Regions from separate parts of the Mus musculus genome. Here region 1 is linked to region 2. The links are chromatin loops, found by intact Hi-C in ENCODE. Cell type or tissue: heart. All regions are shown on one strand.

Region 1 (8,000 bases), 47 kb before region 2:
TCCCTCCCTCCCTCCCTCCCTCCCTCCCTCCCTTCCTTCCTTCCTTCCTTCCTTTCTTCTTTCTTCCACTGTTTAAGCCACAGCACTGGAAGAAAAGTGGGAAAAGGGGTGAAAAGGGGGGAGGGGAGGGGAGGGGGACCTTGAAGGCAGCCATGTTGGGTCTTGTATGTAGTGGTGTGCAGACGCTCTGAGACGATGAGAGCGAGCCTGTGTGTCAGTAAAGGATTTGCTAAGGCAGCGCTGTTGAGTGTGCCATCAAGGGGAACCCACTCATGCTAAGAGACTGTCCCCTTCCTTAGTTTGCAGAGTAACTAAAGCTTGCTGAAGTGTAGGTTTAAAAATTGCAGGTTTTTCAAGGGACAGTGACACACATGTGTGTGTGCCACAGGCCTGAGGCTTCTCCTTCCTAGGAGGCCCCAGCGTCTGTGGTGCCTGGTAACTCTTGGCTTGTCTAGGCAGAGCTGCAGGCATCTCTATGGTGGTTTGTCCGGAGGAGCAGCATTAATGACTGACGTCTTTCACATATATGTTTGTGTGTTTGCGACAGGGTCTCACATGGCCCGGGTTGGCTCCAGAGTCACTATGTAGCTGAGGATAGTCTTGAACTCGCAGTCCTCCTGACTGCATCTCTGTGGTGTTGGGATTTGGAGAGTGAGCATTGCATGGTGTTTTTCCTACTCGTTGCCACGAGCCTAACTCAAGTGACAAAGACTTCATTTATGTCTGAGGAGCAACTGCGAAGTAGAGTGAACTTAGGGCGAACGGGATTTTTTGAGGGGGCGGTTCAGACAGGGTTTCTCTCAGAAGCTCCCAGAACTCCCTCTGTAGACCAGGCTAGCCTCAAACCCACAGGAGCTGTCCACCTTGTTTTTATTTATTTCTCCCCTAAGAATTTATGGTTTGTCTTAGGGTTTCATTGCTGCAAAGAAACACCATGACCGTAGCAACTCTTAAAACAGCGGCCATTTCATTGGGGGCTGGCTTACAGTTTCAGAGGTTCCGTCCGTTATCCTCATGATGGGAAGCATGGCAGCTTGCAGGCAGACACGGTGCTAGCAGTTTTGAGAGTTCTACATATCTTATCCGAAGGCAGCCAGGAGGAGACTGTCTTCCACAGGCAGCCAGAGGGTTGGGGGGGGGGGGTCTCTTTCACACTGGGAAGACCCTGAGCATAGGAACCTCAAAGCTTCACCCCTACAGTGACACACTTCTTCTAACAATGCTACACCTTCACCATAAGGCCACACCTCCTAAGAGTGCCACGCGTATTCAAACCGTCACATGTTTTAATCATGTGTATGTGTGCATGCGCGTGTGAGTGCTTGTGGAGGGCATATGAGAGCATTGGAGCCCCTGGAGAAGCTATGATTGATTACAGGGAGTTGACATGGGTGTTGGGAGCTGAACTCGGTCTTCTGCAAGAGCCATCTCTCCAGCCCTTTCCTCCTCCCTCCCTTGGGGCGTGGGGGGGGGCACTCATGCAGAGGTCAGAGGACAATTTTCAGGAGTCAGTTCTCATTGAGACGGGATCTCTAACTTTCTGTTGCCGAGTACTGCAAGCCTACCTGGCCCAGGAACTGAACTTGCAGGTAATTCTCCTGCCTCTGCCTCCCAACTCTGTTGGAACGCTAGGTTTATAGATGTTTGCCTCCATACTGGGCTTTCTACATGGCTCCTGGAGATCAAACTCGGTCCTGCCTGCTTGGCTAGCTTTTGCTTACTGAGCTGTCTTCCAGGCCCGTACCATGTTCCTATAAACAGAGTCTCACTGGGACCTAAGGCCTATTAATTAGGCCGGCCAGTGAGCACCTGGGATCCCTTGACCATCTGTCAGTGCAGAGACTTCATTCATACACTACCATACTTGGCTTTATATGTGGGTGCTGGAGATCGAACCCAGACCCTCATGTTTGTGTGGTGAGCACATTACTGACTGAGCTGTCTCCTATCCACCCCTTTTTCTGTCTTTTGTTTTTGAGACAGGGTTCTCTCTGTGTAGCTCAGCTTGTCCTTTAACTTGTACTCCTCCTGACTTGGCCTCCCATACCATATCTGATTCTTTGCTGCATTTTTAGAACATGAGAGAGCTGGCATTGATTTGAGGCAGTGCTAAGTCATTGCATAGCCTATGGAAGATGTGTAGTGTACAAATCTTCTTTTCCTTAAGAAGCAGAAACAAGGCTGGCGAGATTGCTCATGGGGAAGGGAACTTGCTCTCCAGCTTGGTGGCATGATGTCATTCCCTAGAGCCAGGTAGAGAGAGGCGAGAGCTAGAACCGGTTCCCAGCAGTTGCCCTCTGACCTCCACAGCACACAAAGGCATGCACATGCGCACACAGTGAGTAATTGGTTCGGTGAGAAAGAGGCCGAGCCAGATGTTGTAAGGGCAGGTTGCTTGTTTTTTACTTTTAGTGCCAACACTGTTAGCTGTGTTAGTTCTGTGTTAGCCGGGGTTCTCTAGAGTGACAGACAGGCTTGTCAGGGTTATGGAATGAATATGAGTATCTATATATTTAGAGAGAAGGAAGGAGGGTGGGGATTTATTATAGGCTGTGGTCAAGATGACCACAATGCTGGCAGTTGCCTATGAGTGGAAGGTCTAAGAATGCAGTAGTTATTCAGTCCATGAAGGTGCATGTCTCAGCTAGTCGGTATAGCTGGAATCCTGAGGATGTAGGCTGTAATGCCTGTCTGAATGGGCTTGCTAGGGAGAGCGAGCAGGCAAAGAGAGAGAGCCTCCTTCTTCCATGCCCTTATAATGGCTGCCAGCTGAAAGGGTGGTGCAGATTGAGGGTGGCGTTTCCCACCTTAAAAGATCCGGATTAAAAATGTATCTTCACACCTCAGATGGCTTAAGTAAGGGAAAAAAAAAAATCCGCCGGGCACACGCCTTTAATCCCAGCACTTGGGAAGCAGAGGCAGGCAGATTTCTGAGTTTGAGGCCAGCCTGGTCTACAAAGTGAGTTCCAGGACAGCCAGGGCTACCCAGAGAAACCCGTAAAGCCAAAATAAATAAATAAATAAAAGCCCTCACAGGGGTGCCCAGCCTCTCAGGTTTTAGTTAATTCCAGGTGTAGTCAAGTTGAGAACAACAGCCATCACAACTTCCTTTTGTGTTTAAATTTTTTTATAAAGATCTTTACTTTTATTTATTTATGTAGACTTCTGCGTGCATGTACACCTGTACCTGCAGGCCAGAAGAGGGCGCCAGATCTCATTATAGATGGTTGTGAGCCACCATGTGGTTGCTGGGGATTGAACTCAAGACATGTGGAAGAGCCGCCAATGCTCTTAACCTCTGAGCTCTCTCTCCAGCCCTCATGTTTTAAAATTTTTATCACATTTATTTATTTGTAAGTGTCTGTTGGAGTAGGAGAGCTAAGTCAGTAGAGTGTTTGCTATTGCAAGCATGAAGACGTGAGCTTGCTTTTTAGAACCAATATTTATAATCCACATTTATAATCCCAGCACTGGGAAGGCACGACTAGACCTTGCTGGCCGACTGGCCTAGCCTACTGCAGAGTCCCTGCCTCTGGGAAGTCCCATCTTAAAGAGCAAGGTAGAGAGCCAATGAGAAAGAACACATGAGAGTGTCCTCTAGCCTCTACACACCTGTGAGTACTTACACAATTGGGGCATCCATGCATACAAACACACACACTCAAGCAAGTTCACACACACCTGTATAGTTACAAAATAAAACCCACCCGAGGTACATGGACCCTGAGGAGGAACGCTCAGAGTTCTCTTTTCCCACAATTAGGCCAGGTGGTGGCTCACACTTGAAATCCCAGTATTTTGGAGGCTGAGGCAGGAGGATTACAGCTGGGCAGTGGTGGCGCATGCCTTTAGTCCCAGCACTTGGGAGGCGGAGGCAGGCAGATTTTAGAGTTCTAGGTTAGCCTGGTCTACAGAGTGAGTTCCAGGACAGCCATGGCTACACAGAGAAGCCCTGTCTCAAAAAACAAAAGAAAACAAAAACAAAAAAAAAGAGTTGGAGACCAGCCTGAGCTTACAGAGTGAGACCCCCTATTTTTGTTGTTTGTTTTTATTTTATTTGTGTTTAAAGCAGTTATACGAGGAGGGAACAAGGAGAAGCATGCTAGTTGGGATAATATAAGACTAAGACGTGACTCAATTAAAAACAGTCATTTATGTATCTATTTGCTGTATGTGTGGGGGTTTAACCATCGGAGCAAGCATGTGGAAGTCTGAGGACTACTGTGGAAGTCTCAGGTTGTCTCCCACCTTGTAGGTCCCAGGGATCAAACTCAAGCCTGGTGTAGGCCTGGTGAGCAATCATCTCTCCCCCTAACCATTGTGCTCCCCTTGCCGCCGTTTTTTGGGGGAGGGGTAAAAACAGTAATGTTGAGAGATTCATTCATTGCTTCTCTCAGACTGCCACCCATGAGCCTAAGTGCTTCCTCAGTTGCACACACCCATGCAGGGGAGGACATCTTTGTCTGAACATCCTAAGTCTAGAGAACACTTTGTGAGTGACGCCCTGTTAATGAGGACCAGTCACCAGCCTTTGTAGAGCATCCGCTACCTCCAGCACCAGCCAGGTGCCTTGACAGAACCTAGCGTCAAGAAATGGTGGCTTAGCGTACTGACGCAGGATGCCACAGCTGGCCCCGGGGGAGATGGGAAGGGATAAAAATAGACAAAGCCTGGTCCTCGTCTCCTGGAGGCTGGGAGTCCAGGGATAGACATGACTAATTATGAGTCACTCGAGGTGGTGTGTGTTATCAAGGAAAAGGAAGTTGTTTGGAAGTACAAAGAAGAGAGAAGCAAGGGGAAAGGGCAGGCAGGGGAGCCGCCAGAGGAAGTGAATGTCACGAGAGACGGGGACAGGGACAGAACTGGCCAGGCTCTGCTTCCTAGAATCCTGTGGGCATCCAGGAGTTTCTGGAACATCAGAGTTCCTGGCATTTGGGTGGGTTCGGGATGGGAAGGTGAAGAGAAAGAGTTGGAGCTGGGGGTGGGGGGAGTGGGGGGGTCGGCAGTGCCTGAGAAAGGCTGTTGCCATGGTTCCCTGGAAAAAACAATGGGGCCAAACAGAGGTCAATGGAAATGAAATGGAGATCACCTGAGAATGATCTGTGCTCCAAGACCAAAGTGTGAATCTGTTTTGTATTTTGTTTGTTTGTTTGGTTTTACGAGAGAGGAGTTCTCCCTGTAATAGTCCTAGGTGTACTGGAACTCACTTTGTGGACCAGGCTGGCCTCGAACTTCCAGCACTGGGATCAAAGGCTTGTGCCCCCATGCCTGGCCAGTCTGAACTTGTAAAATAGGCATATACTTACCCAATGTCTGTAGCCAGTGCTGATACCAACCAAAGGCTGGCTCAGAGCGAGGATTTAAGGTGCAAAAGGAGTAGCATGGTCCAGAAGAGCTTTTTACCCAATCCACGGGGTTTCTGCACAGTCCTACAAATAAAGCTGGTCTCCTGTCCGGCAGAGACTGGCTTACCACAGCAGGAGCCTATTCCTTTGACCTGCACTGGAGAGAGGCTGTCGGGCAAGCTTCCATTATCAAAACTGGAATTTGCTGTGTGTGGTAGTTTGAGCCTGTAATTGCAGCACTTGGGAAGTGGAGGCAGGAGGACTTGCCACATGTTCAAGACCAGCCTGGGCTATATAGTGAGACCCTATCTTCATTGAAGAGTAAAAAAATAACTTTAAAAAGTAATGCAAGGCATGAGAGACGGCTCAGCAGTTAAGAGCACTGGCTTCTCTTGTGGAGGACTGGGTCAGTTCCCAGCACCCACATGGTGGCTCACAGTGCGCTGTAACTCCAGTTCCAGGGGATCTGACACTCTTCTAGCCTCCTCCAGTGCTAGGCTTCTACGCAGTACACATCCCTATATATATGCAAGCCAAATGCTCATGAGATAAAAATAAATGCTACGAAGTGCAGGTCGGATGCACGAATGTAAAGCAGGCGGGCCTCAGAGCCTAGACTATCACTGGGCAATCTCTTCCCCCCTCTTCCTCACTCAGTGGAAATCTGCCTCTCTCTGCGTGCACTTACCTCTGCTCTGAAATGTTAGCTTTGACCTTTGTCTTGTGTGCATGTGGTGACCAGAGGTCACCATCTGGTGGCCTCTGCAGTCGCTTTCCACCTTTTTTTCTCCCTCCCCCCCCTTTTTTTTATTCTTTTTGAGATGGGCTTTCTCTGTGCAACCCCTGCCTGTCCTGAAATTCACTCTGTAGACCAGACTGGCCTAGAACTCAGAGACCTGCCTACCTCTGCCTCCTGAGTGCTGGGATCAAAGGTATGTGCCACCACCACCCAGCCACTTTTTGTTGCCGTTGTTTGAAAATATCTCATTTTGGGTGATGTGTAATGTGTTGGGGGGTCAGTGCATGTGTTTGCAAGTGTGTGCAGGTACCCAAGGAAACTGGAGGCACTGGATGTAACAGAGCCGTTGGTACAGATGGTTGTGAACCACCCAGTGTGCATGCTGGGAACAGAACTAGTCCTCTACCAGAGTATTCCACCATCGTCTGTCTGTCTGTCATGGTTTTCTAGCTAGCCTGGAATAAACTATTGATCAGTGAATGGCCTTGAACTCTCAAAAATCTACCTGCCTCTTCGTCCTAAGTGTTGGGATTAAAGACACACACAGCCACACTCAGCCCTGGGTTTACAGGCATGGACGTGCATGCTTGCAAGCAAACACTTTCTATTCCCAAAGTTGCTCTTTGATTTTTTTGATAAACACCAGTCACAGTCTCTTGACTTTTGCAAGTTTTCACAAGGTCACTGGTCTCAGGGAGTGTACTTCCAGTGTTTGTAGCTCAGGGATCCCCCAAACTGCCTGCCACGACCTCTGGTCCTGGCACTGCCCAGTACTCGGTGTGGCTCCTCCTTGTTAGGGCCTGAGTGTGGAAGTTGAGCCTCTCACTCTTAGGTGTGTCTAGTTGAGGCTTTCCTTTTTGTCTTACTATCCTTACTCAGCTTTGAGAACCCAGCTTTAGGGCTTGAGAGCTGGCTCAGTGGTTAAGAGCACTGGCTGCTCTTGAGAGGACCTGGGTTTGGTTCTCAGCACCCACACAGTGGCTCAGAACCATCCATACCTCGATTTCTAAGGAGTCCAGCGCCCTCTTCTAACCTCTGAGGGGTCAAGGCAGGAACATGGTGCATATACATGCACACTGTCAAGATAGTCATACATGTAAGACAAAATAAATAAAATTTTCGAGCCGGGCGTGGTGGCGCACGCCTTTAACCCCAGCACTCGGGAGGCAAGAGGCAGGCGGATTTCTGAGTTCGAGGCCAGCCTGGTCTACAAAGTGAGCTCCAGGACAGCCAGGGCTACACAGAGAAACCCTGTCTCGAAAAAACCAAAAAAAAAAAAAAAAAAATTGGGGGGCTGGAGAGATGGCTCAGCAATTAAGAGCATTGACTACTCTTCCAGAGGTTCTGAGTTCAATTCCCAGCAACCACATGGTGGCTCACAACCATTTGTAATGGGATCTGACGCCTTTTGTAGTGCAGGCATACATGCAGATAGAGCACTCACTCATATGCATAAACAAACAAATCTTTTAAAAATAAATAAATGAATGAAATTTTCAGCCTGGTCTACAGAGCAAGTTTCAGGATATCCAGTGCTATGCAGAGAAACCCTGTTCTGGGTGCTGGGGGCCAGGGGAAAGCACAGCTTTAAACTTTTCCCTCTACCTGCCTGTCTGCACAGAATGCCTTCTCTATCCCCATACCCAGAGCATCACACTGTGTGACACCCTTGCCTTCCCCAAGCCCCATATATTGTTGCTCTGTTGTTTTTAATCTCAGAACACTTATAAGGATAGAGGACATTGAGCAGATCAACATGACAATGTTGAACATGAGTGTGTTCAGGGCTGGGGATGTCAGCAGGCAAGCTTCCTGTCTGTGGAGCTGCTTGCCACAGAAACGGCTTCCCTCCCTCCCTGAGGCCACACCCATCCACCACCCACACATCTATCCACAAATCTACCCACCCACCCATC
Region 2 (8,000 bases):
GTTGTTTTTCGAGACAGGGTTTCTCTGTGTAGCCCTGGCTGTCCTGGAACTCACTTTGTAGACCAGGCTGGCCTCAAACTCAGAAATCCGCCTGCCTCTGCCTCTGCCTCCCGAGTGCTGGGATTAAAGGCGTGCGCCACTACGCCTGGCACCTTTTGTTTTTGTTTTTGTTTTTGTTTTTGTTTTTTGTTTTTGACATGGGGTCTCATGTAGCCCAGGCTGGCCTCAACCTTGTCATGTAGGCAAGGGTAGCCTTCACCTCCTGATCCTCCTGTCTCTGCCTTCCAACTCCTGGGATCAAGGTGTTTGCCAGTGTGTCTGGCTTGCTTGGCTATTTGTTTATTTACTTATGAGCTGCGGTCTTGCTATTGTCCAGGCTGACCTTGAACTCTTGGACTCAAGTTCCCTTCCTTACTGAGTCCTACCTGAGTGGCCAGGACTACTGGCAAATGACACTGTGCCCACCAGCCACAACATTTTTCCCATGGTAGGCTTGATAGGTGACTAGGGAAAGCTCCCGTGCTGACAGTTGTGTGGAGGCTCAGCGTGCTCCACTGCATCCATATTGCTGGCCGCCCTGCTCCGACTCACTGCCTCCCTCCCTCTCTCCTTGCAGTTGTCATGGATGATGACGATGACTCCTGTCTCCTCGATCTTATTGGGTAAGATGCTCCTGTGGGGCCCAGGGTGGACCGCTCGTGTGAGGTGTGAGGAGTAGAAAGAGCTCTGTAGCTATCTTAAGCTCCTGGCCTTTTAAAATAAAAAATAATACTTTACCATGGTTACAGCAATAACTAGCACAGAGAGTTTGTGTGTTTGTTTGTTTGTACTAAGATTTTGTTATACCAGGCAGTGGTGGCACACACCTTTAATCCCAGCACTTGGGAGGCAGAGGCAGAGGCAGGCAGATTTCTGAGTTTGAGGCCAGCCTGGTCTACAGAGTGAGTTCCAGGACAGCCAGGGCTACACAGAGAAACCCTGTCTCAGAAAACAAAAATAAATAAATAAACAAATAAATAAGATTTTATTTATTTTATGTATAAAGTACACTGTCATTGTCTTCAGAAGAGGGCATCAGATCACATACAGATGGTTGTGAGCCACCATGTGGTTGCTGGGATTTGAACTCAGGACATCAGGAAGAGCAGTCAGTGCTCTTAACTGCCACAGAAAGGTAGTTTTACACACAGGTCATAACTCAGCAACCCATTCCTTTTGGTTTTACTTGTTATTTTTTTTAGTAAGTCTGGGGATGGCAGGCCAGGGTGTTGCTTAGTTTTATTTTTAGCTCACCAAGCAAGGGCAAGGTCCAAGTTCACCCCCCAGGACTGAAGCAGTAGGCGCTTCCCAGAGACAGAAGTGTAGAAAATGGTTTAAAATGGAGAGATTTCACTGGAGCTAGTGTTTCGTTTCTTTTTGCCTTATATAACTATCAGCAGCTATTTACGTAGAAGTAGCAGTACTTACTTGTTTCACTCTCTCACTTCCTTCTTTTCTAGAGACCCACAAGCATTGAACTATTTTCTGCACGGACCTAGCAGTAAATCGGTAAGTGACAGACAAGTGTCTCAGGCTCGGCTTTTGTCTCTCCAAGCCCTGCAGTAACTGCCATGTTGAATTCCCCCTCTGCAGGGCAGCGATGATGTGACGAACGCAGGGTATTCTGCAGCCAATTCTAATTCAATTTTCGCCAACTCCACGGTGAGTGCTGAAAACCAGACCTGAAGCCTTTCTGTCTCAAGGAAACCTTACAAGAGAGGCTTCGATTGCCTCTGTAGAGTGCAAAGAATCATTACCTCACCTTGTGACTGACAGGAGAGGGAAAACCTGGATGACAGTATGTCAGTGCTCTGTTTGTCATAGAATCAGGCTCTTAAGTTTCTTCTTGCTTTTGACATTCCTCTATGTTACGTATGCGTGAGTGCCTGAGTGTACGTGTATCGATCAGGAGGAGGACCGCCTTGAGTTGGCTGTCTCTTTCCACCAAGTAGGTCCCACAGATCAAATCCCAGGCTTTGTGGTGAGCCTTCACCCTCTGAGCCGTCCCTCTGGCCCAGCACGTCCAGCTTTCTAAGCCTTCAACCTTATGAAGTGACGCCAGTGTTGTGACATTAGAATGTTTTGAATCAGCTGGGCGTGGTGGCGACACCTTTAATCCCAGCACTCGGGAGGCAGAGGCAGGTGGATTTCTGAGTTCAAGGCCAGCCTGGTCTACAGAGTGAGTTCCAGGGCAGCCAGGGCTACACAGAGAAACCCTGTCTCGAAAAAACAAAAAACAAAACAAAACAAAAAAGAATGTTTTGAATCTTGTCATAGGAGCTTTAAGGAGACTTTTTAATGATTAGTTACTTACAGATAATGTTATAAACAAGATAAGGTAGTAGCTAACACTGTTGAGGGGTAATATGTGCTTGTGAGGAGGGCTCGTGCAGACTGCATCTGATGCTCACAGTCCCTGCAGGAAGTGGTTTTACCGTTAGCTCTGTCTTGTAGACAAGGAAGCTAAGGCACAGAGAGGTTTACCCAGCCAAGAGGTTCAGTGCTAGGATTCTGACTCAGGCCCTAACCTCAACAGCATGGTCTGTTAAGATCTAGGAGCATAGACAAGATGGGAACGGAGGAGTCTTATTTGGAGACTCTCTCAGATCTATGTTTAGGGGCTGGGGAGAGACCTCAGTAGGTGGGAGCACTTGCTGAGCCAGAATAAGGACCTGAGTTCAAATCCCCAGGACCCACGTAAAAAGCTAGGCCTGGGGCTGGTGAGATGGCTTAGCAGATAGGAGCACTTGACCGCTCTTCCAAAGGTCCTGAGTTCAAATCCCAGCAACCACATGGTGGCTCACAACCACCCATAATGAGATCTGATGCCCTCTTCTGGTACATCTGAAGACAACTGCAGTGTACTTATGTATAATAATAAATAAATCTTTTTTTTTTTTTTTTGGTTTTTCGAGACAGGGTTTCTCTGTAGCCCTGGCTGTCCTGGAACTCACTTTGTAGACCAGGCTGGCCTTGAACTCAGAAATCTGCCTGCCTCTGCCTCCCGAGTGCTGGGATTAAAGGCGTGCGCCATCACGCCAGCAAATAAATAAATCTTAAAAAAAAAAAAAAGAAGAAGAAGAAGAAAGAAAGAAAAGAAGAGAAGAGAAGAGAAGAGAAGAGAAGAGAAGAGAAAAGAAAAGAAAAGAAAAGAAAAGAAAAGAAAAGAAAAGAAAAGAAAAGAAAAACCAAAAAAATAAAAAAAAATAAAAAAAGAAGAAGAAGCTAGGCCTGGCTGCAAAAGTGCTCCAACCCCAGTGTCAGGGTCTGAGACAGGAGGGATGCTGGGGCTTCTCCACAGCCCGCCCAGCTCAGCTTCGGTGAGAGGCCCTGGCTCTCAGAAGTCAGACAGAGTCCAGTGTGACCTCCAGCTCTCAGCGGTCTCGGCCATCCTCATGCTAGAAATATGGGTGCCAGCCACCTGCCTCACCTCTGCTCCAGAGAAAACAATCTTCTTACTCTCAATTGCTCTCCCCGATGCCTATCATGGTTCTTTAGGACCTGCTGAGGGCTAGCCCAGCCTTGGCTCGTTTGTCCAATCGTTCAGCCATTAAAACCTCATTAGCTGCAGATCTGAGTGTTGGTATTTACAGGCATGTGCACCACACACAAGAATACTTGTTTGTTTGCTCTTTCTTTCTTTCTTTCTTTCTTTCTTTCTTTCTTTCTTTCTTTCTTTCTTTCATTAATTTTTATTTGTTTGTTTACTTTTGCTTTGTTTGAGGCAGAGTCTTTGTGTAGCCCTGGCTGTCTTAGAATTGACTCTGTAGACCAGGATGGCCTCAATCTCAGATCCACCTGCCCCTGACTCCCAAGTGTTGATATTTAAAGGCGTGTGCCACTACTGCCACCACCACCACCAGCACTGGATTAGAATACTTGTTCTTGATTGGTCTGTTTTTAATTCTCCCATTCTTTTTGTTTCTTTCTGAATATACTATATAGTACACAGAGCATAGTCCCCTAAGGCTGAGGGGCTGGCTGGTAGAGGTTGCCTTCACACAAGATGTCTTTGGTTCCTTTTCCAGAACAGCAAGTTAAAAGTTTTTTTCTATCTGTGCCACAAAAGATGACTGGGCTGTGGCAGGAGTCTTAGTTTGTATTACTCTCTTCAGCTTCTCTTCCTGGGTCTGCATTGGAGTCTCCCTGGATTGTCTGTTCCCCTTGGGTTCCTTAAAGACATAACTAACACATGTGTGCATATCTGGAAAGGGGTGGCTTTTCCTTTTGAGTTAACTGGCTTTGTTTTTGTTCGCTCCATTGTTTTTAGTTTGAAATAGTTTTCCTAAATACTGGAGTGTTAGTCAGGAAATACAGGAAGTCAGAAGAGCACTCATTTTATGTGGGAACTCACTCTGGTCGGGTCTGGTGTTCTGGGGCCGTAGGGTATCTTCTTGGACATCTAGCAAGGTGATACTCAGGGCTCCTCAAACCTGTTTTGACTTTGTGGTGTGCAGTGGTCTGGATATATATCCCTGGGCTGAATCCCACTAGCACCTTAGAAACAACCTGAAAATCCATTTTTCTGAGAGTGCTTATCCCCAGTGGGATCCTATGTTCAATCTTTAGCACCCTGCCCACCTCCTCCAAAAAGGAAGGCTAGCTGGCAGTGGTGGCGCATGCTCAGGAAACAGAGGCAATCGGCTCTCTGTGAGTTCAAGGCCAGCCTGGTCTACAGAGCAAGTTCCAGGACATCCAGGCTACACAGAGAAACTCAGTCTTGAAAAGCCCTCCAGCCCCCCAAAAAGGAAAAAAGTATGACCCAGTAGCTTGGAAATAAGAAGCTGATCTCTAGATAGCCTTAGTTATCTCATGTTATCTGTCTGCCTGTCTTACATCTATTTTTTGTTGTTGTTTTGTTTTTGAAGCAAGTCTTACTCTAGCCCTAGCTATCCCGGAACTCACCACGTATACTAGGCAGACGTTAAGCTTATGGAGCCAGCTCCTCCTGCCGTTAGACTGTTGGGTTAAAGGCCTGTGCCAGCATGCCCACTTCTCTTTAAGGATGAGACAGAGGCTCACAGTGTGGCCCAGATTGGCCTCACCCTTGCTGTTAGCCCAGGCTAACCTCAAATTCCTGGCCATCCAGCCTGAGTTTCCTTGCTAAGACAGCGTGTGTGAGCCGCACCTCAGCTAGCTTCCTGTATGTTCCCTATAAAATCATCTGTCAAAGCAATGGTCGTACAGACTGTTCATCATAACTAAAGAAATAAAACAGGAGAAAGAAGGTAAGTAGTTTGGAGAGAGAAAGTTGTGTTTTCCAGGAGGACTGCAGGTTCAAGGCCAGTCTGAGTAGGACCTTGTTTTAAAGTAACAGCAACCATAAAATCAGTGTGGCCTGGAACTTTACCATTAAACTTTATATTTATAGTCATTCGGGAGAGGGGTTTTTAAGCTTGTCTTCTGAAGGTTTGATATGCCTTATAACACACTGATTCTGCTTTTTTTAGAACGCTGACCCTAAATCGGCCCTCAAAGGTGTGAGTGACCAGCTTGGGGAGGGGCCCAGTGATGGGCTGCCGCTTGCAAGCAGCCTTCAGTTTCTTGAAGATGAACTTGAGTCTTCACCTCTCCCCGATCTCAGCGAGGACCAACCCTTTGACATTCTTCAGAAATCCTTGCAGGAGGCTAATATCACTGAACAGACATTGGCAGAAGAGGCGTACCTGGATGCCAGTATAGGCTCAAGCCAACAGTTTGCACAAGCCCAGCTTCATCCTTCTTCATCAGCATCCTTTACTCAGGCTTCTAATGTTTCTAATTACTCAGGTCAGACACTGCAGCCTATCGGGGTGACTCACGTGCCTGTTGGAGCATCGTTTGCAAGCAATACAGTGGGTGTGCAGCATGGCTTTATGCAACACGTGGGGATCAGTGTTCCCAGCCAGCATTTGCCTAACAGCAGCCAGATTAGTGGCTCCGGTCAGATACAGTTAATCGGGTCCTTCGGTAATCAGCCTTCCATGATGACTATAAATAACCTCGATGGCTCTCAAATCATACTGAAAGGCAGTGGGCAGCAAGCCCCATCTAATGTGAGTGGGGGGCTTCTGGTTCACAGACAGACTCCTAACGGCAACTCTCTGTTTGGGAACTCCACTTCCAGTCCTGTAGCACAGCCTGTCACCGTTCCATTTAACAGCACAAATTTCCAGGCATCTTTACCCGTGCATAACATCATTATTCAAAGGGGTCTTGCACCAAATTCAAATAAAGTCCCAATTAATATCCAGCCAAAGCCGGTCCAGATGGGTCAGCAGAGCGCGTACAATGTGAACAACCTTGGGATCCAGCAGCACCATGCCCAGCAGGGGATCTCCTTCGCCCCCACAAGCTCGCCCCAGGGCTCCGTGGTTGGGCCGCACATGTCTGTGAACATTGTCAACCAACAGAACACGAGAAAGCCTGTCACCTCGCAGGCAGTGAGCGGCACAGGGGGCAGCATCGTCATCCATTCCCCCATGGGCCAGCCTCACACTCCCCAAAGTCAGTTCCTTATACCCACAAGCCTTTCTGTCAGCTCCAACTCGGTGCACCATGTCCAGGCTATAAACGGGCAGCTGCTTCAGACTCAGCCCTCCCAGCTCATCTCTGGCCAAGTGGCCTCTGAGCATGTCATGCTGAACAGGAATTCCTCTAACATGCTCAGGACCAACCAACCATATTCCGGACAGATGCTTAATAACCAGAATACCGCCGTCCAGCTGGTGTCTGGGCAGACTTTTGCCACCTCTGGAAGTCCAGTGATAGTCAACCACGCCTCTCCTCAGATCGTCGGGGGACAGATGCCCTTGCAGCAGGCCTCACCCACCGTGTTACACCTGTCACCTGGGCAGAGCAGTGTTTCCCAGGGAAGGCCAGGCTTCGCCACCATGCCCGCGGTGAGCGGCATGGCAGGACCCGCTCGGTTCCCCGCCGTCAGCTCAGCTAGCACTGCTCATCCTACTCTTGGGCCTACGGTGCAGTCGGGGGCACCGGGATCAAACTTTACGGGAGACCAGCTGACACAAGCCAACAGAACGCCAGCGCCCGTCAGTGTGTCCCACCGTCTTCCAGTCTCTGCTTCCAAATCCCCCAGCACCTTGAGCAACACCCCGGGGACACAGCAGCAGTTCTTCTGTCAGGTCAGTGCCGGACACGTGTGGGGGTGGGGCTGGGTGGGAGTTCCTGTCATATACATATAATTATATAAGTGTCACCCTGGGTGAAGTGTACTTCAGTGTTTCAATTTTGGTTGATCAATTCTTCCTCTTAATGGACGGCTCTTAGCTGTTGTAGAGTGGAGACTCTGGAATGGAATTGGATTTGGGGCCAGTAGATGACTCAGGAGGCGAAGGCACTGACTGTCACACCTGAGTCTGACCCCTGGGCACACATGGTAGAAGACAACCGCGCCCTAAGTGGCCCACTGACATTGACACACATGCTATGGCAGGAATATTGTGTTAGCTTACTGTCACTGAGGTGACACACTGTGAGGAGGAGCGGGTTACACTTCCATGTCACAGTCCATCCGTCACTGAGGGAAGTCCTCGTGGGAAATCAGCATAGATATCTGGAGACAGGGTCGGTGCATAGGGCACGGAGAAGCGCTGCTCTCTGACTTGCTCACCATGGCCTGCTCAGCTAGTTTGGTTTGGTTTGTTTCAAGGCAGGGTTTCTCCGTGTAGCCCTGGCTGTCCTGGAACTCAGTCTGTAGACCAGGCTGGCCTCAAACTCAGAAACCCACCTGCCTCTGCCTCCCAAGTGCTGGGATTAAAGGCGTTCGCCACTAAGCCCTGCTTCTCAGTTTCTTATATGCACAGAACCACCTGCCAAGGGATGGCACCACCCACAGTGGGTTGGGCTCCCCCACATCAATCGTCAACCAAAAAATGCTTCACAGACTTGCCCAGAGGCCAGTCTCATGGAGGCAGTTCCTAAACTGGATCTCCCGAGTCTCAGATGACTCCAGCTTGTGT

What was found. A loop is a pair of places that touch in the nucleus more often than their neighbours do. Peaks named below come from ENCODE experiments on the same cell type or tissue, not always from the same donor. Only the 100,000 strongest peaks of a DNase experiment are listed, where the experiment ranks them.
Region 1: it touches region 2 in a loop (2.2-fold over the local background); 6 of 42 quality-filtered maps call a loop at or near these places.

The regions. Positions count from the first base shown.
Region 1 is chr17:46,871,040-46,879,039 of GRCm38, reverse strand. It overlaps a transcript of Bicral not described here. Among named protein-coding and RNA genes, the nearest start is that of Tbcc, 16 kb to the left of the region's middle. In heart, a CTCF peak has its summit at 3,212 (motif pointing right); a DNase peak (open chromatin) is centred at 4,739; H3K4me3 peaks cover 698 bases; H3K27ac peaks cover 2,385 bases.
Region 2 is chr17:46,823,613-46,831,612 of GRCm38, reverse strand. It overlaps Bicral (BRD4 interacting chromatin remodeling complex associated protein like), which reads left to right and starts at 200. Exons shown (of 11, transcript NM_001100452.1): 1 at 200-662; 2 at 1,500-1,548; 3 at 1,633-1,701; 4 at 5,490-7,163. The coding sequence starts at 622. In heart, no CTCF peak of the experiment used is centred here; no DNase peak of the experiment used is centred here.